Regions from separate parts of the Homo sapiens genome. Here all the other regions are linked to region 1. Evidence: chromatin loops called from intact Hi-C (ENCODE). Cell type or tissue: PC-3. All regions are shown on one strand. Links, peaks and the distances in the headings refer to the core of each region. The heading gives the core; the rest is flanking DNA.

Region 1 (5,946 bases), core at 331-5,330:
AAAGAGGGAAGCAACCTGATATTATTCACTGATGATATGATTGTCTGTACATAAAATCTATACATAAAACCTAAGTGGATCAGTAAACTATTGGAAATAATAAGACAGTTTAGCAGTTGTCTAAATATATAATCCAGCAAGAAACAGAAAACATAATTTAAAAAATGATTCTGCTAACACAGCAAAATAGAAAGTGTATAGGAATGAATCTAAGAATAGCCGTATAAGTCCTATTTGGAGAACTTTTAACTGTTTTAAAAGAAATTAAAGAAGACCTAAATCATGGAGAAATATACCCACTAAATCTTGAATACCTTAAGTATCTTAAAGATGTCAATTGTCCTCAATTTGACCTATAGATTTAATGCAATTCCTTGGATTTATCTGACAAAAATAAATCTAATTTTTAAAGACAGGATCTCACTGTCACCCACATTGGAGTGCACTGGTGCGATTATAGCTCACTGCAGCCTTGAACTCCTGGGCTTAAGTGATCTTCCCACCTTAGCCTCCCAAGTAGCTGGGACTACAGTTGCACACCACCATGCCCAGCTGAATTTTTAAAATTTTTTGTAGAGATGGGGGTCTTGCTTTGTTGTCCAGGCTGACCTTGAACTCCTGGCTTCACGCAGTCCTCCCACCTCGGCTTCCCAAAGTGCTGAGATTACAGGTGTGAGCCACTGTGCCTGGCCTAAGGCCCAAGAGCAGCCAAAATTATTCTGAAAAAGAAAAAGTCAAAAGTATTTCCCTCCTACCACATACAAAATCAAAATTTGTTGCAAAGGTATGGACGTTAGTAGTTTGGCACTGGTACAAGTATAGATAGACTGACCAAAGAAACAGAATAGAGAGCACATAAAGCCATATATTGATATATATAGATGATATAGATGTAGTTATGGAAACTTGGCATAATATTCTTTTGTTAAGCTCTTCATTTCTGACACACGCCATAGAAATTTGGCATGTGTCAGAAATGAAGAGTTTAGTAAAAGAATTGGCTAAGGCCAGGTGTAGCAGCTTTGCTTATAATCCCAGCACTTAGGGAGACGAAGGCAGGCGGATCACTTGAGCCTAAAAGTTTGAGACCAGCCTGGGCAACATAGTGAGACCTTATCTCTAGTAAAAATAAAAAGGTCGTCGGGTGTGGTGGTGCATGCCTGTGGTCCTAGCCACTCAGGAGGCTGAGGCAGCAGGATAGCTTGAGCCCAGGAGATCAAATCTGCAGTGAGCTGTGATTGCACCACAGCATTCCAGCCCAGGTGACAGAGTGAGACCCTGCCTCAACAACAACAGCAAAAAAAAAAAAAAAAAAAAGAATTGGCTAAAGACAAAACAGCATTTTACAGAGGTGTAAATATCAGTAGCCCATAAATACATGAAGAACTGCTCATATCGTCAGTAACCAAGGAAATGAAAAATAAGACACTAATGAAATGTTATATCTAATAGACTGACAGAAATTAGGAAGTCTGGCAAGAAAAGAAAAGTCATCCCGATCGGAAAGGAAGAAGTAAAATTCTATCCTCCAATGACAAAATCTTGTGTACAGAAAAATTCTCAGGAATCCTACCAAAAAAAAAACCTGTTTGAAAAATAAGAGTTTACCAAGGTTGCAGGATATAAGATCAATATAGAAAAATCAATTGTATTCCAATACCCTAGGAGTAAACAATCTGATAATGAAATTAAGAAAACAAATTCATTTAAAATAGCATGAAATAATTAAATACTTAGGAATAGAATTTAACAAAAGAAGTGCAAAATATGTATCTTGAAAACTACAAAACATCAATGAAAAAATTAAAATCTAAATAAATGAAAAGGCATTCATATTTACAGATCAGAAAACTTAACGTTGTTAAGATGCCAGTATTACCCAAATTGATATACAGATTCAGCACAATCCTACCGAAATCCCAACTGCCTTTTTTAGTATAAATTGACACACTGATCCTGAAATTTATATGGAAATTCAACAAATAGTGCTGGGACAACTAGATATCCATATGCAAAAGAGTAAAGCTCAACCTCTACCTCACAAGATACACATAAAAGGACCTCAAAGTGAATCACAGACCTAAAAATAAATGGTAAAACTATAAAACTTTTAGAAAAAAGCAATATCAGAGAAAAATGCTATGAAACTCTTAGAAGAAAACATGCAAGTAAATTTTCATGACATTTCAGGATTAGGCAAAGAATTCTTAGATATGACACTAAAAGCACAAATGACAAAGGAAAAAATAGATAAACTGAACTTCATCAAAATGAAAAGCTTTAAAGGAAACTTCCAAGAAAGTAAAAGAACAACCCACAGATAGAAGGAAATAATCACAAATCATGTATCAGAACAACAATGAGATACCACTTCATACCCATTAGACTGGATGTAATCAACAAGACAGACGAAAGTTTTGGCAAGGATGTGGAGAAATTAGAACCTTCATACTTTGCTGGTGAGATTGTAAAATGGTGCAGTCATTTTGGAAAATAGTTTGGCAGTTCCTCAAAAAGCTAAACATAGTTACCACATGACTCAGCAATTCAACTCCTAAGTACACACAGGAGAACTGAAAAAATATTTCCCAAAGAAACTTGTACAAGAATGTTTACAGAAGCATTATTCATAGTAGTCAAAAAGTGGAAAAAACTCAAATGTTTGACTGAGGAGTGGATAAACAAAATGTGGTATATCCACACAATGGATTTGACTAGGAAAAGGAATGAAGTACTGATACATTCCACAACATAGATGAACATTGGAAACATGCTAAGTGAAAGAATCTGGTCATGAAAGGTCATATGTTGTATGATTTAAATTACGTGAAATGCCCAGAGTGGAAAAATCCCTAGAGACAGAAAATAGATTAGTGGTTGCCAGTGGCTCAAAGGATGGGAGAATGGGAAGTGACTGTTAATAGGGATGGGTTCTTTTTTTGTTGTTTTTTGTTTTTTTGAGGTGATGAAAATATTCTAGAATTTTGTCGTGGTGATAAATGTACAGATCTATGAATATACTAAAAACCACTGAATGGTGCAGTTTTAAATTATGAACTTTATGATATGTGAATTATATCTTACTACAGCTGTTATTAAAAATAGAAAATCTGGCTGGGTATGGTGGCTCACTCTGCAATCCCAGCACTTTAGGAGGCCGAGGCAGGCGGATCATGAGGTCAGGAGTTCAAGACCAGCCTGGTCAATATGGTGAAACCCCGTCTCTACTAAAAATACAAAAATTTGCCAGGCATGGTGGCATGCGCCCATAGTCCCAGCTACTCAGGAGGCTAAGGCAGGAGAATGGCGTGAACCCGGGAGGCAGAGGTTGCAGCCAGCCAAGATCACACCACTGCACTCCAGCCTGGGCGACAGAGTGAGGTTCCGTCTCAAACAAAAAGAAAAAGTAGCAGAGCACCCCAGTCTTGGGGACATGCCAGGAAGAAAATTGCTTCCCCAGTAAAGAAGCTGAGGCAAATAGTTCTTTTGGGTTTAAAGTGGAAAGATGAATAAGAAAGAGTAACCAGAATCTACTGTAAAAGACTGTTTTGGTAGGTGTCTTTTCTAACAGTCTGACCCTGCAAGTTTATAAGCTCAGCTGTAGTAAAGTCACTTCTGTTATATCTTGTTTCCACTTTAGACCATGCAAAAATGCAGCCATGCCTTAGACCTAACATTACTCGCCTAGTTCACCTCCAGGATTTCAGTCTACCAAATTCTCCTTTTGATCGCTCTTGCCTTGCATTTTATTTTTCCCATTTTCTCACGCATAAAGAACCTAGTGTTTGTCTTCATTCCAGTGCTGACTCACTACTCTCTGATCCATTGCCATCTTGCACTTGCATCACTCCTACATTGCTAAACCTCAGTCCTATTTAATCTTTATTGTCCACTTTATCTACATGTTATAAAATAATACCCAGGAAAGTTAAATGATTTGCCCATGGTCACACCACCCAGGTTGGTTTAACTTCATAGCCCATGCTGTTAACCACATGCTTTACTGCTTACCACCTGGCAACAGTTGAAATAGTCGATCAAAGGAACTTTATGTAATGAAAAAGATGGTGGAAGTAGATTTTAGGGTCTGGGTGATGGGAAATTCAACTATAAAGCAACAGAGCCAACTGGACACCTTATTTTTGTCAACTGAACGGGGAAATAAGACATGTTTTGTATGGGCATCATACTTATTGCTTTCAAACATTTTGAATATTATATTAAAATGAAGTGGCGAAGTAATTCAGCCTTGATGTAGATGATTCTGGAAAACTAGATACACTCTAAGTCATTTTATTTTATTTATTTTTATACAACAATTTTCTTATCCATTTATTGGTTGATGTACATTTGAATTGTTTCCACCTTTTAGCTATTGTGAATAGAAGTGTTATGATAAATTGTGTACAAGTATTTGTTTGAGTACCTGTTTTCAGTTCTTTGGAGTATTTACCTGGGTGGTAATTGCTGGGTCACATAAGAATTCTATGCCTAACTTTTTGAAAAACTTCCAAACTGTTTTCTACAACAGCTGAAACATTTTACATTTTTGTCAACAATCTAGGAGAGTTCAAATTTTGACACATTCTCATCAACACTTGTTATTCTCATCATCATCATTATTATTATTACTATTGCCATTCTACTGGGTATGTAGCAGTACCTCAATGTGTTTGATTTGCATTTATTTAATGACTAATGATGTTAAATAACTTTCAGGTGCTTTTAGCCTTCTGTGTATCTTGTTTTGAGAAATGCCTATTCAAGTTCTTTACCCATTTTTTAAATGTGAATTATTCTTTTTTTTTAAATATTTTCTTGAAAAGTAGTAAACTTTTAGTGCAGATAATGTATGTTGTCTTAAAAGTTTGCATAGTCTTATATTTCTTTTTCAATTTTATTTTTATTTTTTTTTCAACTTTTATTTTAGATTCAGTGGGTACAGGTACAGGTTTGTTACCTGGGTATATTGCGTGATGCTGAAGTCTATGGTACAAATGATCCTGTCACCCAGTTACTGAGCATAGTACTGAACAGTTAGTTTTCCCACCCCTACCCTCTTCTCCCTCCCACCTCTAGTAGTCCCCAGTGTCTATTGTTGCCATCTTTATGTCCATGAGTACCCAATGTTTAGCTCCCACTTATAAGTGAGAACATGTGGTATTTGCTTGGGCTAATGGCCTCCAGCTGTATCCATGTTGCTGCAAAGGACATGATTTCGCCCTTTTTGTGGCTGCATAGTATTCCATGGTATATATGTACCACATTTTCTTTATGCAATACACCATTGATGGGCACCTAGGTTGATTCCATGGTTTTGCTATTGTGAATAGTGCTGCAGTGAGCACTCATGTACATGTGTCTTTTTGGTAGAATGAATTACTTTCTTTTGGTTGTATACCCAGTAATGGGATTGCTGGGTCAAATGGTAGTTCCATTTTTAGTTCTTTGAGAAATCTCCAAACTGCTTTCCACAGTGTCTGAATTACTTTCCATTCCCACCAACAGTGTATAAGCATTCTCTTTTCTCTGCAGCCTCACCAACATGTTTTTTGACTTTTTAGTAATAGCCATTCTGACTGGTGTGAGATGGTATCTCATTGTGGTTTTGATGTGGATTTCTCTGATTAGTAATATGGGGCATTTTTTTTCATATGTTTGTTGGCCACTTGTATGTCTTCTTTTGAGAAATGTCTGGTCATGTCTTTTGCCCATTTTTTATGAGGTTGTTTTTTGTTTGAGTTGTTTAAATTCCTTATAGATTCTGGATGGACCTTTGTCAGATGCATAGTTTGCTAATATTTTCTCCTATTCTGTAGTGTGTCTGTTTACTCTGTTGGTAGTTATTTTGCTGTGCAGAAGATCTTTAGTTTAATTAGGTTCCACTTGTCAATTTTTGTTTCTGTTGCAATTGCTTTTGAAGACTTATTCATAAATTATTTCCCA
Region 2 (5,946 bases), core at 312-5,311, 160 kb after region 1:
TGTCATCTCGCTCAGTGCTGAGGGTTCATCGGGCTCAGCTAGGCTGTTCTCACTTGGGTTTCAGGCAGGTGCAGTCAGGTGTTGGCTGGTGTGGCAGTCATGGGAGGCAAGGGCTCAAGCCCACAAGACCCATTCACATGGTGGGCAACTGATGCTGCCCATCTGCTGGGGAATGGCAGCTTTGAGGTGCCCTCCAGTGCAAGCCCAGCCAGAGACCAGACATTGAAGCTACCAACCCCATAAGGCCAGTGCCCAGAAACTGGCAGGATCACTTCAACTGTCAAAGACAGAACCTACCCAGAGACAAGGGCGGAGGACGCAGACCCAGCAAAGGCAAAGAATCTGTTGCCGTCTGTAAGCTGCCACACCCTTTGCTAAAGAAACCAATTTATCTTTCTTTTTTCTTTTCTTTTCTTTTTTTTTTTTTTTAAGACAGAGTTTCGCTCTTGTCGCCCAGGCTGGAGTGCAATGGGGTGATCTCGGCTCACTGCAACCCCCACCACCCGGGTTCAAGTGATTCTCCTGCCTCAGCCTCCCGAGTAGCTGGGATTACAGGCATGTGCCACCATGCCCGGCTAATTTTGTATTTTAAGTAGAGGCGGGGTTTCACCATGTTGGTCAGGCAGGTCTCAAACTCCTGACCTCAGGTGATCCGCCTGCCTCAGCCTCCCAAAGTGCTGGAATTACAGGCATAAGCCACTGCGCCCGGCCTACCTTTCTTTAATCTGCAATTTCCTAAAATGATTTGATCCATGGAATTATCTTTCAGCTTCTTCTGTGACTCACATATTTTATTGTAGAGTTCTGTGAAATATTGATCAGAGAAGCCCAAACCTAAGATATTGCTTAAAAGTTCCTTCCTGTTCAAAAATTCTGTTAATCTATGTTGCATTTCTAGAATCACAGGTCCAGTTGGGGATTTAGAAACACTTCTTGGGAAACCCTGAGTTAGGGATATTTAAGAGGCCATGTCTTTTTTCTCTGTTCTTTTAAAAGATGGAAGTAACCTTAGTTGAATTTTTTTTCACCTCTCCTCGGCTTGAGGTTTGGTATGCATTACTTGACTTAATTATATTAGCAAGCGTATTATTAAAAGGTCCCTCAAAACCCATACCCTGTGCTCAGGAGCCTTCTTTCGTGGAACTGTCAGGCACATGGAAGGCTGTGGACCTGATAAGCCTTTGAGAGGAAATTTCCTGAACCACAGAGCACTTCAAAACTATTCAACTAAGTAGAGCATAATCATCTAGATAAACAAATGAATCAGCCTTCTAATTGCCCCGTTAGCTTTCTCACTTTCTCACCACCACAGCCCAGTTCTCTCTCTCCTGGCCTCTTAGCCCATCTCCTGGATCTCATTCTTCTCAGCCTGAGCCTGGGGGTCGGGGGAGAAGGTAACTGTGTAAAGGGAGCCAGGTGCAGGGGCTGGGCGGCCCCTCTGCTCTCTTAACTCTCCACATCTTACTGAATGCCACAGTCACCAGACAATTGGTCTAACCCTGTGATCCGCAGGTGTTTTGAAAATAGCTAAACAGGCTGGGCAAGGTGGCTTGCACCTGTAATCCAGCACTTTGGAAGGCCAAGGCCGGCGGATCACCTGCAGTCAGGAGTTCGGGACCAGCCTGGCCAACATATTGTGAAACCCTGTCTCTACTTAAAAAATACAAAAAGTAGCTGGGCGTAGTGGCGCATGCCTGTAATCCCAGCTACTTTGGAAGCTGAGGCAGGAGAATCGCTTGAACCCGGGAGGTTGAGGTTGCAGTGAGCCGAGGTCGCGCCACTGCACTCCAGTCTGGGTGAGAGGGTGAGACTCCATCTCTAAAAAAGAAAGAAAGAAAGGGAGAGAGGGAGGGAGGGACCGAGGGAAGGAAGGAAGGAGAGAGAGAAAGAAAGAAAGAAGGAAGGAAGAAAAGAAAAGGAAGGAAGGAAGGAAGAAAGAAGACATCTAAACGGTTGGTTTGACTGAATTCAGCTCAGTCCAAGAAGCAGAGCCTGTGAGAGTTTGAGGGAGAAAGAAAAATAGAAAAGACACTGTTTCCTTAAGAAGAAATATTTGCCTAAGAGGATCGTGGAGGGTCCTGCGAATCTTGCAGTTTTTAAAGAAACGTCTTGCCATCGACTGAGATTTCTCAAAACTGAATTTTGCATTTCCCAGTTTTGCTTCCTGTGAGGTGACGGCAGCTGTCACTAACCTGACATCAACCCTGATGCTGCTCGTCAGGTTCGTGTAAGCTCGGGTTCTAGCCCACTTTCCCAGCTACTGCAGTGTCACAGTCCTGTGGGCAATCTTTGTCAGGACTGATCGTTTGGCCCATTACGCATCACTGTGTTTGTAATAAAAATATTTACCCAAGCCGGGCCACGGTGGCTGCTGCGTGAAGCCTCAGCGGCGTTGACTCATCATGTCTCCACCTGTTCTTTCTCAGAGTTAAGGATCTGGTAGCAGTTTTCTGCCTAGAGTGATATTTCCTACAATGTTAGAGAACCTTTCTCTGACTGAGTTCCCACTTGTATTATCTGATTTTCTTCTCCAGTATTTTTATTTATTGCATTCGGGCATGTGAATTTGGAAGCTGCTGAAATAGAAATGGGGTAGATTAAGAGTTTTCTTTTAAAACCCTTTCTACTGTCTTATTTGGATTGTGGGGTGTGTGTGGGAGGGTGTGTGTGCGTGCACGCGAGAGTGATGGTAAATCCATATACCTTCAAAGGCAAATCCGCACATCTTTATAGTGCCAGAAATCTTTTTTAAATAGGCTAATTAAGATAGCAAACCTAAGTAGACCTCCTACCGCTGGTCCCTGCTGTCAGGTACTTTGCCTAAAACCATATAATGTTCACTCTCTCTGCCTTTTTATTGGCAAAGAAGAAAGACTAATTGGCCCCATCTCCATCTCACATTGTAATTACTGTTCTCCCTGTGATATCACCTCTAACACGTGAGGAACACATTCACTTCATGCAGACTGTAGATTGAGCTCAACGCTTCAAAGCTGGATTAAATTTGTGCAAAAATTAAATATTCTACAGAATTTTGCAAGTGCCTCATCTGTCCCAGGGACTGAGCCTGGAATTAAAAGGCAAACAAGGTTGAATAAGACTTTGGCAACATGCTCCTTGCCCAGAAAGAGTTTGTGATTCAAGAAGGAAAATAAAACATATGCACAAAAGGGAAAAAATGATAATATAAGAGAAAACATGATCTTTGCGTAAGAGAAATGGCAAGTATTATGAGATTTCCAGGGAGGCAGGAACATTTGCAATCAGGTCTTCTAGGAAGAGGTGACACTTAGCTAGAGTTTAGGATAGCAGTAGGACTTCAATAGGTAGAAATGCAGGGAAGGGCCTTGTAGGTGGAGTCGCAGCCGGTCAGGTAGTTCAGACCATGGAGATGACAACTGCTGGGAGAAAACTAGCATGAGATAAGCTTTTGAAGGTGTGTCAGAGTCAGATTATGGAAGACAAAGGGAACTACATGTACTGTCTACCTGCAGTACTAGGCAAGGCCTCAGCACAGGTCAGTTAAGGATCTGGAATTGGGCTGGGTGCTTAGCTTCTCTGAGTCCGAGTTTCCTGATCCTAAAAAATAGAGGAATAAGGCCAGGTGCAGTGACTCACGCCTGTAATCTCAGCACTTTGGGAGGCTAAGGTGGGCGGGTCACTTGAGGCCAGGAGTTCAAGACCAGACTGGCCAACATGGCAAAACCCCATCTGTACTAAAAATACAAAAATTAGCCAGGTGTGGTGGTGCATGCCTGTAGTCTCAGCTACTCAGGAGGTTGAGGCGTGAGAATCACTTGAACCCCGGAGGCGGAGGTTGTGGTGAGCCAAGATCGCGCCACTTCACTCCAGCCTGGGTGACAGAGAGAGATTCTGTCTCAAAAAAGAAAAAAAAAGAAAAAAAGAAAGAAAAGAAAAAAAAAGAAAATAGAGGAATAGTAGAACATGGTTATGAAGATTAAATGAGGTGTTGCATTTTAAAAAGTCTAACATGCAATAAACTTTCAATAAATGAAGGCTGTTTTAATTTTATGACAATTCTCAATAAGTTTATAAGTCTTATTTCTATTTGGGGAAGCTGAAGCAAAGAGAAGTTTGGAAATTTGTCCAAGGCCACATATCTAACATCTGGCAAAAGCAGCAGTTGGAACCCTTGTGTCTCTGATTCACTCACTTTTGCTCTTTTCACTAGAATGCATTGTCTCCATGCAGGAAAAGTTTGGAGGTTATTTTATAAGCAAGAGGGGAGCAATTAGAGTCATTTGAACAGGGGAATAACATCATCAGAAATTGCTGTATAAGCATGTGTCCAGCTACAGCATGAAATGGGATGGAATTTTTTTTTTTTTTTTTTTTTTTTAGATGGAGTCTTACTCTGTTGCCCAGACTGGAGTGCAGTGGCACGATCTCGGCTCACTGCAACCTCCGCCTCCCGGGCTCAAACAATTCTCCCTTCCTCAGCCTCCTGAGTAGCTGAGATTACAGGCACCTGCCACCACGCCTGGCTAGTTTTTGTATTTTTTAGTAGAAACAGGGTTTCACCATGTTGGCCAGGCTGGTCTTGAACTCCTGACCTCAGGTGATCTGCCCACCTCAGCCTCCCAAAGTGCTGGGATTACACACATAAGCCACCGCACCCAGCGGAGATGGGGTGGATTAGAGCAGCGGTCCCCAACCTTTTTTGGCACCAGGGACCAGTTTCATGGAAGACAATTTTTCCACGAACAGGGTAGGGGCAGGGGGTAGGACACAGTGGGGATGGTTTCAGGATAAAATGGTTCCACTTCGGATCATCAGGCATTAGACTCATAAAGAGCATGCAACTTAGATCTCTCGCATGCACAGTTCACAATAGGGTTCACACTCCTGTGAGAATCGAATGCCACCCTGATCTGACAGGGTGGAGCTCAGGTGGTAATGCTTGCTCCAAGGCGGCTCATCTCCTGTTGTGAGGTCCCATTCCTAACAGGCCACACACCAGTACAGGTCCTCAGCCCGGGGGTTGGGGACCCCTGGATTAGAAGAGACAAGAGGCTGCAGGCAGAGAAAAATGTAAGCAATGTGTGCAGTATTCCCATAAATTGGTCCAAGTCGTCAGTGAGAGAGGCGTTTCTCTGTGAATGGAAAGTGGGGCAAAGATTCAGTAGCCACCATGACACCTGAATAAATGAGATGATTGCAAAAAAGAAACAGATGTGGGGCCAAGGCTTCCAGCTTCAGAAGACATGGGGCCAAGCCTTCTAGCCTCAAAAGGTGTGTGGCACAGGTTTGAGTCAGGGAAGAAGGATGAGTTTGGGTTTAGATATAATGAGCTTCATCAGGCAACTGGAAACCGGGGTCAGGGCCCAGAGATTTGTCAAGCCAGGAACATCTGGGTTACAGTTGATGCTGGGAGAGCCAGTGGTTTCACCAAGAAGGGGAAGGTCTTGGGGAAAACAGAAAAGGAGAGGAAGAGGAATCAGAGAGGACCAGGGGAGAGTGCACTGTTCTTTCTGGAAGCTGAGGAAAGGAGTTTTTTTGGTTTTTGTTTGTTTTTTGAGATGGGCTCTCACTCTGTCACCCAGGCTGGAGTGCAGTGGCGCAATCTCGGCTCAATGCAACCTCCACCTCCCCGGTTCAAGCGATTCTCCTGCCTCAGCCTCCTGAGTAGCTGGGATTACAGGTGCACGCCACCACACCTGGCTAATTTTTGTATTTTTAGTAGAGACGGGATTTCACCATGTTGGTCAGGCTGGTCTCGAACTCCTGACCTTGTGATCCGCCCGTCTCCGCCTCCCAAAGTACTGGGATTATAGGCATGAGCCACCGCACGAGTTTTTGAAAGAGAAGTAGTGGATAAGAGAGGGGTGGCCAGCAGGGTTAGACAAAGGGTACTTCAAAGACGATAAAGTCCTTTGAATTTGCCTTTGAGGAGGAAGTCAGAATGGGCAGTGGGTTAGACGGACA
Region 3 (5,946 bases), core at 602-5,601, 500 kb after region 1:
CTACTGGGGCAGGATTATACACATGGATCTCACTACCAACTGGAACAGACCAGTCAGATTTCATTCATTCATTCATTCATTCATGTAACAACGAGTTATTGGAAACTACTATCTGCCAGTCACTGTCATGGGCGCTAGGGATGTGGCAATGAGCCAAACAGATTCCCACTGAGCTTGCACTCTGGTGGAGACAAAAATAAATAATCATATATATATATATGTGTGTGTGTGTGTGTGTGTGTACGTATATATATGTGTATATATGTCAATTAATGATAAGTGCTAAATAAATAAATAAAGCAGTGCATGGGGCCAGAAGTGCTGGGAAGGGACACACGGAAGGCAGGAGGTGGTATTTTAAATAAAAATATCAGTGAAGGTCTCGAATAAGATGACTTTTAAAGAGAGTCCAGAACACAGTGAGTAGCAAATGCAGGGAAGAGCAGGCCATGCAGAAAGAACTGCAAACACAAAGGTCTTGGGCAGGAAACACCATGAGGTTAGAGCAGCTAAAATGCAGAGAAAAGATGAGTGAGGGTAGGATGAGATCAGAAAGATGGGTGGGGGTAGGATGAGACCATAAATGGAAGGTCTTGTTGACCATGGCAAGGACTTTGGGTTTTATTCACAGTGAGATGGAAGCCATCATATCAATAATATTTTTTCATGACTAATATTAATTGGACTAGGTGCCAGGCATGGGGCTAAGCCCTTTACAAACATTTACCTCTTACAAGAAACCCCACAAGGTGCACATCATTACTGTCCTCATTTTATAGATGAGGAAGCTCAAGTGTAGAAAGCTGGAGTTGATTGCCCCAAGACTCAGCCCAGAAGCCCCTGACTCTAAATCCTCTTTTAACTTAGGTTACCTTTCCTACAGTGCTTCCAACTGTCCAACTTACTTCACTATTATCAAAAGAAGGCCACGCACAGCAATTATATGAAATAAAAGCTCAACATCACTGATCACTAGAGAAATGCTAATCAAAACCACAATGAGATACCATCTCACACCAGTCAGAATGGCAATTACTACAAAGTGAAAAAATAGCAGATGCTGGCAAGGTTGTAGAGAAAAAGGAACACTTATACGCTGTTGGTGGGAGTGTAAATTAGCTCAACCATTGTGGAAGACAATGTGGCAATTCTTAAAAAAACCTAAAGGCAGAAATAACCCAGCAATCCCTCTATTGGCTGTATGTCCAAAGGAATATAAATCGTTCTGTCATAAAGACACATGTATGCTTATGTTCATTACAGCACTATTCACATTAGCAAAGACATGGAATCAACCTAAATGCCCATCAATGGTAAATTGGATAAAAAAAAAAAAAAAACGTGGTACATATACACCATGGAATACCATGCAGCCATAAAAAAGGAATGAGATTATATCCTTTGCAGGAACATGGATGGATCTGGAGACCATTATCCTTAGCAAACTAACACAGGAACAAAAAACCAAATACTGTATGTTCTCACCTGTAAGTGGAAGCTAAATTATGAGAACACATGGACACATAGAAGGGAACAACCCACACTGGGGCCTACTGGAGGAAGAGTAGAAGGAAGAAGATAATCAGGAAAAATAACTAATGGGTACTAGGCTTAATACCTGGGTGGTGAAATAATCTGTACAAGAATCCCCCATGACACAAGTTTACCCGTGTAACAAACCTGTACATGTATACCAAACTTGATATAAAAGTTAATTTTTTTCTTTTTTGAGATGGAGTCTCCCTCTGTTACCCAGGCTGCAGTGCAGTGGTGCGATCTCCGCTCACTGCAACCTCTGCCTCCTGGGTTCAAGCGATTCTCCTGCCTCAGCCTCCCAAGTAGCTGGGATTACAGGTGCACACCACCATGCCCAGCTAATTTTTGTATTTTTAGTAGAGACAGGGTTTCACCATGTTGGTCAAGAAGGTGGCCTGGCCACCTCCTGACCTCGTGATCCACCGGCATCGGCCTCCCAAAATGCTGGGATTACAGGCACGAGCCACCGTGCCCGGCCAAAAGTTAACATTTTTTAAAAAAACAGTCATGTAAAAACCCATGTGAAGACTGAGGCAGAGACTAGTGATGCATCTACAAGCCAACGAATGCCAAGGGTTCCCAGCAGCCACCAGACGCTTGCAGAGAGTCATGGAACAGCTTCTCTCACAGACTCTCCAGAAGGAACCTACCTTGCCAACACCTTGACTTTGGACTTCTGGCCTCCAGAACTGTGAGCAAGTAAATTCCTATTGCCTTGAGCTTCCAACTTGGTAGTAATGTCTTATGGTGGCCCGAGGAAACTAATACAGATTTGTGTAGAGTAATGGGACCAGTTCTGTATTTACAGTCAGTTAACTGGCTCTGTACCTCCTAGCTGGGTATCTTTGCACAACTTTGTTACCATCACCGAGGCCCTCAATGTTCTCTCTATAAAATGGGCACACTATCACCTGGCTCCGAGGGTTGCAGTAAGAATGAAATGAAGTCTAGACAATGCACCTAAAGCATCTGGCAGAGCTGGCAGAGCTCCTACTATGTAGAGGCTGCGTTCGTGGGGATAAGATGATAAGCTGCAAGTTTCAGTGCTTGGGACAGCATTTAAGACAGAGGTTGGAAGTAGTGATTCCTGGGCATTTGCTTCTAAAGCCTCCAGTGGGTTGCTGGCAAAGCGGCTTCTCTCTGACATCATCTCCTGAAGAGGGAGAGTCCAGGTCTTGGGCCAGGCAGAAGTCACCGTTTGGAGAGTGAGTCAAGGAGTCCTGGCACTTGGATATTCAGTCATTACTTCCTGCCAGGAGTCTGGGTATACGGGGAGGAAACCCTGTGCCAAGGGAGTCTTCGGGCTTCAAAGCCAAAGAAAAGGCAATTAAGTTTATGATGGAATTAGTCAGGAAACTGTAAACCTAGGATGTCGCCCCTGTACAGTAGATTCTTTTAACACCACCTCAGAACACACTGAACAGTCTGGTCTCTGGTTCCAAAATTGTCTTAAAAATAAATGTAGAGTCTAGACAAAGTCACTTTGACCTTTCTGCCACTTCTGGGTCTTCATATGTCACCACGTTGAGGTGCATGCCCAGTAATAAGCCAAGATATTCCATGTCCTGTACCTCTAACCCGAATCCTTCCCCATCTGGGATCTGGCTTCCATTAAGCCCCTCCGAAGTGGGGAAACAGGAAGGAAACTAGATATGGTGTAGTGCACAGCCCATCAAGGTGAGCCAGGCATGAGTGTGGCTTGGCCTCCTACAATGCATTGAATTCACTTGAGTCCCCAGTCTTAATTGGTGAAATTAAACTTAAGCAATAAGAATGTTGCCTTGTGGGCCATGAATTAGGCATAAACAAGAACATTTCTTAAGGACAAAGGGATCTACTAATCAGGAGGACATAACAATTCTAAACATATGTGCTCCTAATAACAGAGCTTCAAAATAGATGAAGCAAAATCTGACAGAACTGCAAAGAGAAATAGACAAATTACAACTGTTGCCAGAGACTTTAATACTTCTCTTTCAATAATTGATAAATCATGTAGACAGAAAATCAGAAAAGATACAGTAAACTTGAACTATTACCCCAACTTGATCAAATTAACCAGAAATAAACCAAGTGTCTATCAACAGAAGAATGACTATACAAATTGTGGCATATACAAACAGCAGACTACTATTCAGCAATAAAAAGAAATAAGCTATTGATCATTCAATGACATAGATGAATCTCAAAATGTTTAGCGAAAAAAGTGAACCAAAAAAGAGTACGTATTATATGAATCCATTTACACAAAACTCCAAACAATGCAAACTAATAGAAAGTGGATCAGTGGTTACCTGGGGAGAAGGGTGTTGGAGAGATAGGGAGGGATTACCAAGGAGTATGAGGAAACTTTGCAGGAGATGGATCTGTTCACTATCTTGGTTGTAGTGATGGTTTTATTGCTATAGACCTATGTCAAAATTCATCAAATTATATGCTTTATGTGCAGCTTATTATATGTCAGTTATACCTAGATAATTTTTTAAAATATCTTAAGACTGTCCAGAAGACAGGGGAGAAAGCCTCCACTTGGAAACCTTGTTTTGGAGGTTATACAACCTACCTGGTTCCCAAACTCACGTATTCTCCTCCTGAGATATTGGTGGAGGCATCAGATACATCGTTTGGCATTCTCGGTTTAGAGTCAGAATCTCTGGGAGGCCAAGATAAAGTGCCAACTGTCCCCAGTAAAAATCCCTTCCATGATGGGAATAGACACTTTGCAAACAACTACAAAGATTTTACTGTAACAGAGTGATGCAGAGTTTTTATTTGGGCCAGGACTGGCCTTTGGGTACTCTTAGCATCTGCAGTAGCGACACTCAATTCCCCAAGTGTCTGTACCCATCTGGGCCTATGTCAGGACTGAAGACGTGCTGCAGGGAAAACTTGGTATTAGTCCATTCTCACATTGCTATAAGGAAATACTTGAGATTGGGTAATTTATAAAGAAAAGAGGTTTAGTTGATGCACAGTTCAGCATGGCTAGGGAAGTCTCAGGAAACTTACAATCATGGCGGAAGGCAAAGGGGAAGGAAGGCACCTTCTTCACAAGGTGGCAGGAAGGAGAATGAATACAGGAGGAACTCCAAACACAAAACCATCCGATCTCTTGAGAATTCACTATCATGAGAACAGTATGGGGGAAATCGTCCCCAGGATTCAATTACCTCCACCTGGTCTCTCCCCTGATACGTGGGGATTACAGGAATTGAAATTCAAGATGAGATTTTGAGTGGGGACATAGCCAAACCATATCAACCTTCTTGTACACAATCATCACTCAGTCACTCGCAGGCATATGTGTTCAACTTTGGGTGGTCATGTTGGGGAGGACCTGTGAGTCATCCAAGAAAAAAAAAATCAATCATTTGGGGAGGAGTTTGACCAGAGTGTGTCAGATTCAGTCGCAGGACCTGAAGATCAGGGGTGAGGGCAGTTCTGGGCAGAGTAATCCAGTTGGGTACCCTGGGACATATGTGAACCCTGAAGAAGAAAAAGGTTTTTTTGTGTGAATTGAAAAACTCATTCCATTGACACCAAAGCCTACGTTCTTAATGATACACCAGATTGACTTCCTAGACCAGGGGTCTGAAAACCACTCACCACAGGCCAAATCTGTCACACTGCCTGTTTTTGTAAACAAAGTTTTATTGGAATACAGCTCCATCCATTCATTTACATGTGGTCTGTCGTGGCTTTAGTGCTGCAACAGAAGAATTTCACAGTTGTGTGATTGCAATGGAGGCCTTACGGCCTGTAAAGCCTGAAATATTTATTATCTGCTCCTTTAAGAAAAAGTTTGCTAGGGCCTGGCCTTACATGTCAGGCCTTATTATAATGTGAATACCTCATTTAACTGGTGAGTAATGTAAGACATTTTATTTAAAAGACACAGATACAGAAACAAAATGTGGTACAAATGTACAATGGGATATTAGTCTTAAAAAAGAAAGAAATTCCGACTTAAAAAAGAAGGAAATTCCTACAACTTAGATGAACCTTGAGAACATTACACTGAGTGAAATATCACCAAAAAGACAAATACTGTATGATTCCACTCATATGAGGTATTTAGAGCAGTCAAATTCATAGAGACAGAAAAAATTGTGTTGCAAGGGGTTGAGGAGCAGGGAGTGGGGATGAATCTTTTTCATTTTTATTTTATTTTATTTTAGTTTTATTATTTTTGAGACGAAGTCTCTCTGTGTCACCCAGGCTTAAGTGCAGTGGTGCAATCTCAACTCACGGGAACCTCCACCTCCTGGGTTCAAGCGATTCTCCTGCCTCAGCCTCCCGAGTAGCTGGGATTACAGGCATGTGGCACCACACCCAGCTACTTTTTGTATTTTTAGTAGAGACAAGGTTTCACCATGCTGGCCAAGCTGGTCTCGAACTCCTGGCCTCAAG
Region 4 (5,946 bases), core at 670-5,669, 200 kb before region 1:
ATATGTAAGTGAAAACACCTTTGTAGGGTCTCCTTCATAAGAAATTTTATTCTGTTTAGAAAACAAATTCGAACTTTCAAAAAGTATTCTTGAAAGATTAGTTCTAAATACTATTCTACCAGAATATAAAAGTAACCTATAACTTATGATACTTAATAAAGAAGATATGGTGCTGTTTTTAACTGATGCATATATATTTAAAGATTAATTAAGTTTGTAACTTTTGAATATATTTTTTCTATTGCTACTATTACTAAAATTAGGAACACATGCAATTTATAACGTATCATTCAACCAAAATATGTCAGATTTTCATATATGAGTATAACGTTACCTCTCACAACATAGATACTGTATAGAGTTGGGGAGCAAGAGGGAAATATTTGACATGTATGAAATCAACTTGGATTCCACTTACCTAGAATTCAATGAATTATATCAAAGTTCGATTAAAAGTAACCAGAAATTGCTGAATTATATTATAGTTAAATTATTTAAAAAGTTTATTCTTTGTCGTGGCCACTCAAGTTCTAGGGTAATCCAAAAGAGAATTATTTTGTATACCATTGTAATAGAAGGTTGTGATAAAATGAACCTATCCAGAGTTCTGAAGCCAGGACATCTCAGAGCCTGATGCCCAAGGTGTATTATCTGGGTATTGCTGTTGGTTATTCAGGGACCAGAGGCTCTTTAGTTAGCAGGTGATGAATCCTGCCAGATCTCCGCTGTGACAGGGCAGCACTGAGTTCAATGTGAAGTTCCCCAGTCGCTGCTCTCCTCCTCTCCCAAGCACACAGATTTCTCCATGCCAGATGGCCACTGCCCAGGGCTTGGGAGAGCTGATACAGGCATTCCCTTCAGCCTTTCTGGCTGGTGTCTCAGTAGGTTGTGTGCCCCTCTAGTCCACTGGCTCTGAGCCCAGCTCAGCATTGGGACTTCCCTAGGAATTGCAGTCCTTATGGCCTAGACTGCCCTTCAAGTTCACTTAAGGTCCCAGAGCACTCCAGCTTGTGGTGGCAAGGCTTGCTAGAACTCAAGTTCTGACCTTTGGGATGAGCGGTTCACCTCTGGGCATGGGCCAGTCCAGGTGCCCTCTCTGCAGGCAGATGTCAGCTGACTACAGCCTGGTTCTCTTTTCCACCATGACAGAGCAGCACTAAGTTCAATGCAAAGCCTCACAATCTCTGTGCTCTCCTTCTCCCAAGAGCACAGATGCTATCTGGCTGGTGGATGGGGGAGGAGTGGCATCAGCAATTCAAAACTGTTTTTCCTGCCCTCTTTGATGTATCTTTCAGCCATATGAAATTAAAAGTAGATACTGTGATTGCTCACCTGAGTTTTGGTTCCTGTGATGGTTCTTTTTATACATAGTTGTTAAAATTTGGTGTTTCTGTTGAGGGGAAGAATCACTTAAGCTTCTATTTAGCCATCTTGCTCTGCCCTACACTCTATGCCTTTTTATTGGAGAATTGAGTTCATTAACATTCAATGTTATTATTGATCAGTAAGGACTTAAATATTATTATTTTGTTGTTTGTGTTCTGGTTGTTTGGTAACTTCTCTTTCCCTTTCTTCCTTTATGGTTACATGATTTTCTTTGGTGGTATGTTTTAATTAATTGCTTTTTATTTTTAGTAAATCTATTATAGGTTTTTGCATTGTGGTTACTATGAGGCTCACAAAAAGCATTTTATAGCGATAACAAGTTATTTTAAAGAGATGAAAATTTATCTTAGATCTCAAAGTATAGGAAAAAACAAAAAATGAAAAAACTTACATACTTTATCTCTCCACATTTAGACTTTATGTTGTCTCAATTACACATCTTTATATTGCCCGTCTCTTAACAGGTTCCTGTAGGTAGTATTGTTTTTTATAGGTTTGTCTTTTTGGCTTCATACTAGAGTTATGAGTGAATTGCACAGCACAGTTAACAGTATTAGACTATTCTGGGTTTGTTCATATACTTAATTTTACCAGTGGGTTTCTTACCTTCAAATGTTTTCTTTTTGCCCGTTAGTATTTTTTTCTTTCTAATGGAAAAACTCTGTTTAGCATTTGTTGTAAGATGGTTCTGGTGTTGGTGAATTCTCTCAGCTTTTGTTTGTCAGGGAAAGACTTTATTTCCCCTTCATATTTGAAGGATAGTTTTGCTGTATATAGCATTTTTGTATGACAGTTTTTTTTTTCTTTCTGAACTTTGAAACTGTCATCCTGCTCCCTCCTGGGCTGTATGGTTTTCCCTGAGAGGTCTGTTGCCAAATGAATTGGAGCTTCTTTAAATTATTTGCTTCTTTTCTCTTGCTCCTTTTAGGATTCTCTCTTTGTCTTGGCCTTTGAGTGCCCAATGTTTATAGGCCTTGGGATAGTCTTATTTGGGTCAAATCTGTTTGGTGTTTTCTTTTTTCTTTCTTTCTTTTTTTTTTTTTTTTTGAGATGGAGTCTCACTCTGTCTCCCAGGCTGCAGTGCAATGGTGCAATCTTGGTTCACTGCAAGCTCTGACTCCTGGGTTCATGCCATTCTTCTGCCTCAGCCTCCCAAGTAGCTGGGACTACAGGTGCCCACCACCACACCTGGCTTTTTTTTTAATTTTTTTGTATTTTTAGTAGAGACAGGGTTTCACCATGTGTCAGCCAGGGTGGTCTCGATCTCCTGACCTGGTGATCTGCCCGCCTCAGCGTCCCAAAGTGCTGGGATTACAGGCGTGAGCCACCACGTCTGGCCCTGTTTGGTGCTTTCTTACCTTCTTGTACCTGGACATTTATCTCTTTCTTAAGTTTTGGAAAGTTTTCTTTTATTATTTCTGTGAATAAGCTTTCTACCTCTCACTGTTTCTCAACTCCCTCTTGGACACCAATAATTCTTAGATTTTGTCTTCTAAGATAATTTTCTGTATCTTGTAGGAGATCTTTTTTTCTCATTCTTTTTTCTTTTTTCTCCTCTCAATGTGTGTTTTCAAGTAGCCAGTTGTCAAGCTCACAGGTTCTTTCAATGCTTGAACCATTCTGCTATTGAGAGTCTCAAATGAATTTTTCAGTTCAGCAAATGTATTTTTCAACTCTAAGATTTGTTTGATCTTTTAACAATTATTTTAATTTCTTTGTTAGATTTCTCTGATAATTTATGAATTGCTTTTCTGTGTTATGTTGGAGATCACTGAGTTTTCTTAAAAATGCTATATTGAATTCTTGGTCAGAGAGTTCACATATCATTTCATACTAGTCAGTTGCTGGTTCCTTGCTCTGTCTCTTTGAGGAGTTCATGGTTCGTTGTTTGCTGTTGTTTCTTGAGGATGTTCATCTGTGTCTTTGCATTGAAGGATTAGTTATTTATTCAGTTTTCCTTGCCTGACTTGTTTTGTTTTTTATTGGATATGTTTGCTTTAGTGATTCATTATAATTGATTTGTTGATTTCTTTCTTTCTTATCTCGCTAGATCACTGCCTCCTTTTTGTCACTAGATGGCACCTTAAGCCCAGGTTTTGCTTGGTTCTAGTAAACAATCAGAGTGCCACCTGTCCTGAATATGGAAAGTCCTAAATGGGATATCCTAGTAGTGTGGGAAGGCGGGTTAGGAGTTTGTGCCTAGGGGACCTGGGCTGTTGAACAGTCACTCTGATTTGGTGTCTTTTTTGGCCAAGTTACAGAACAGAGTTTCCAGGACTGAGAATGATAGACTCACCTCTCCCTTTGTCTCTGGCTATCCTCAGGAATATTTCTCCCTTCAGGAACTCACAATGTTTCCTGTGGCTTAAGGCAGAGACAGGTCCTCTGCCAGGGAACCCAATATGTTGGAGAAGCTGGTTGTCCACCTTGATCTTTTTCTAGTGTGGAAACTCTGGGTCGAGGGGAAATTTTCTGTATGCCTGGGCAGATTGGAGGGGAGGGACATTGTATACATGGAAGTGTGGTTCTCCTACTCTCTGCTCAGAGTTGTTTTTTACTTCCCTGTGGTCCTGGGAACTGCCTCATTCTCATATTTGAGTTCTGTGATATTGCTGGTGATAATCTCAGTGCTGTCTGTTTGTTTTTGGTTTTCTGTGTGGGAGAGTGAAGCCAGCTTCTATGCCGCCATTTTGAAACCAGAAATCTGAATCAGATGTAATTCTCTTTTTTTCTGTTTGTGCTAGGATACAGTAAGACATCAACATTTTAAATTTTCCCTTAAAAAGTTTAAGCTTAGTTTATTTCTAATATTGTTTTCCTTTTTTTAGCATTTATTTTCCATTTTCACTTTTGTAGCTCTTTTATCATTCTTTCATATTTCTAGTTTCTTTCTCATATTTTCATGTGTTGTTTTTGTCCTCTGAGTATATGGGATGGTTTACAACATCACTGATTTGCATTTTTGCTCTTTGCCACTTCCATTATGAATTTTTATTGTGCTCTGCATTTTTGCTTCTTTTCTATTTTTCATCTTAATCATATCCCCTTTTAAATATTATTCTGTTCTCTTTTTGTCTTAGCTAATTCTTAAGATTTTACCTTGTATTTCATAGAGACGGTCTTCTTTACGATTCCTCATACTTTTCTGATATTTTCTTCTGGATATTAGATTATTTTGATGGTATATTTTTATTCTGTGTTTATAGGATGTTGTTCTTTTCCCCTGGTTCTACAATAGCTTTTAGTCTCCAACTGGTATTTTTTTCTCATTACTCAATAATGAATAAGGGAGATTTTGTAAAGTCTTGGTGTTTCGTTTATTTAACAAACACTTGTTGAGCTCTCACTGTTTGTACACTTTTCTAGGGACTTTCTGATATTAGTCTACTGTGTATTTTGGGTATGGATTGTCTTGTGTCTTCTCCATGTCAACTTGTATAATGGTCATATTCTCTTGAAGATTTTCAGGTGGATAAAAACATTGGTCAGCTGCCAGTGAAGTTCCCAGTTTCTAGGATTATTTTACCTGTAGAAACTCTGCTTTACTAGTGATATATCTTTTTATAACTTATATTATAAGTCTTTGATTTTTTGAATGAAATAATGAATCGTATAGTTCTCAGTATGTTTTGAACTCAGATTGTTTTCCCTCTTTTTGTGTCCAAGTATATTCCTTTAGCTGTGGAGATGATGGCTCCCTACATATAGTACACCAACATCATTTGTACTTTACTTTAATCCGATGCATTTTGGGAGTTGCTGGCTCTGAATGATTGTGTGTGAAACACTAGTAGATGTTAGAAAAACGTACCACCATGGAAGGAAAAAGCATTATCATAGAAGAATCACACATAGTAAATATTTTGATTTTTTTCAACACAGAATCTTTGACTTGAGGGAGGTAGAATGTGTCTTCCTATATAATTTTTCTTAGGTTCTGTTTCCTGAAGCTAATTTACATTTGCTTTCAGGTAGATCTGTATAGATATATTTTTAATTAGTCTATTTCCATGTACTTTATAGTTGTTGGAGATTCTGCCCAGGTTCTTTCACTGTGTTTTCTGTTTATCTGAGTTATTACTGTTCTTGCGATGTTTTATTTTTTTTCCCCCTTTCTCTTTCTAGGTATTTTAGTGAGCACTTGGGGGAGACTATTGGAGAGATGTTAGCCAGATATCATTTTATCTATGAAACCTAGAGCTATTCTTACTGAGATTTTTTGATAGGATTCTTTTTGAAATGTGATCTATTACTTCAATTCTCTTTACAGTTGCATAATGGATAAGTTTAGGATAAGTCAGCATCATCACTTTTGGAATAAATTATCGTGATTTGCTGTAGATTCAATCACAGATTAGTTTGTAGGCCTAAACTCTAAATGCACACTGACCTTTCCATTACTTTGAAACTTGATTTCTTAAAAAAAAAAAAAACAAAAGCCCTTGATCTCAGCTTGCTTTGTGGTCTTATGCCTCATCTTCAAGAGGATGGAGTGAGGCATGCAGAGCTGTATGACCTCCTGAGCAGTGGAACACGGTTAGCTTTCTACAAAATTAATAA

Evidence for each region. Hi-C counts contacts between places; a loop is a spot of excess contacts. Peaks named below come from ENCODE experiments on the same cell type or tissue, not always from the same donor. Only the 100,000 strongest peaks of a DNase experiment are listed, where the experiment ranks them.
Region 2: it touches region 1 in a loop (9-fold over the local background); 5 of 110 quality-filtered maps call a loop at or near these places.
Region 3: a loop joins it to region 1, with 4 times the contacts of the local background. A loop is called at or near these places in 24 of 110 quality-filtered maps.
Region 4: it touches region 1 in a loop (5-fold over the local background); 3 of 110 quality-filtered maps call a loop at or near these places.

Annotation. Positions count from the first base shown.
Region 1 is chr17:65,781,944-65,787,889 of GRCh38, reverse strand. The region is part of intron 21 of CEP112 (centrosomal protein 112); the gene reads left to right. Among named protein-coding and RNA genes, the nearest start is that of AXIN2, 220 kb to the right of the region's middle. In PC-3, for the core only: no CTCF peak of the experiment used is centred there; DNase peaks (open chromatin) are centred at 2,539 and 3,829; H3K4me3 peaks cover 334 bases; H3K27ac peaks cover 3,103 bases.
Region 2 is chr17:65,624,860-65,630,805 of GRCh38, reverse strand. No RefSeq gene overlaps it. Among named protein-coding and RNA genes, the nearest start is that of AXIN2, 66 kb to the right of the region's middle. RefSeq lists an enhancer at 1,092-1,591. In PC-3, for the core only: no CTCF peak of the experiment used is centred there; a DNase peak (open chromatin) is centred at 2,335; H3K4me3 peaks cover 1,042 bases; H3K27ac peaks cover 2,020 bases.
Region 3 is chr17:65,280,669-65,286,614 of GRCh38, reverse strand. No RefSeq gene overlaps it. Among named protein-coding and RNA genes, the nearest start is that of RGS9, 150 kb to the right of the region's middle. In PC-3, for the core only: no CTCF peak of the experiment used is centred there; a DNase peak (open chromatin) is centred at 2,734; H3K27ac peaks cover 1,758 bases.
Region 4 is chr17:65,985,722-65,991,667 of GRCh38, reverse strand. All of the region lies in intron 17 of CEP112 (centrosomal protein 112), which reads left to right. Among named protein-coding and RNA genes, the nearest start is that of CEP112, 200 kb to the left of the region's middle. In PC-3, for the core only: CTCF peaks have their summits at 3,248 and 3,451 (motif pointing right); a DNase peak (open chromatin) is centred at 3,477.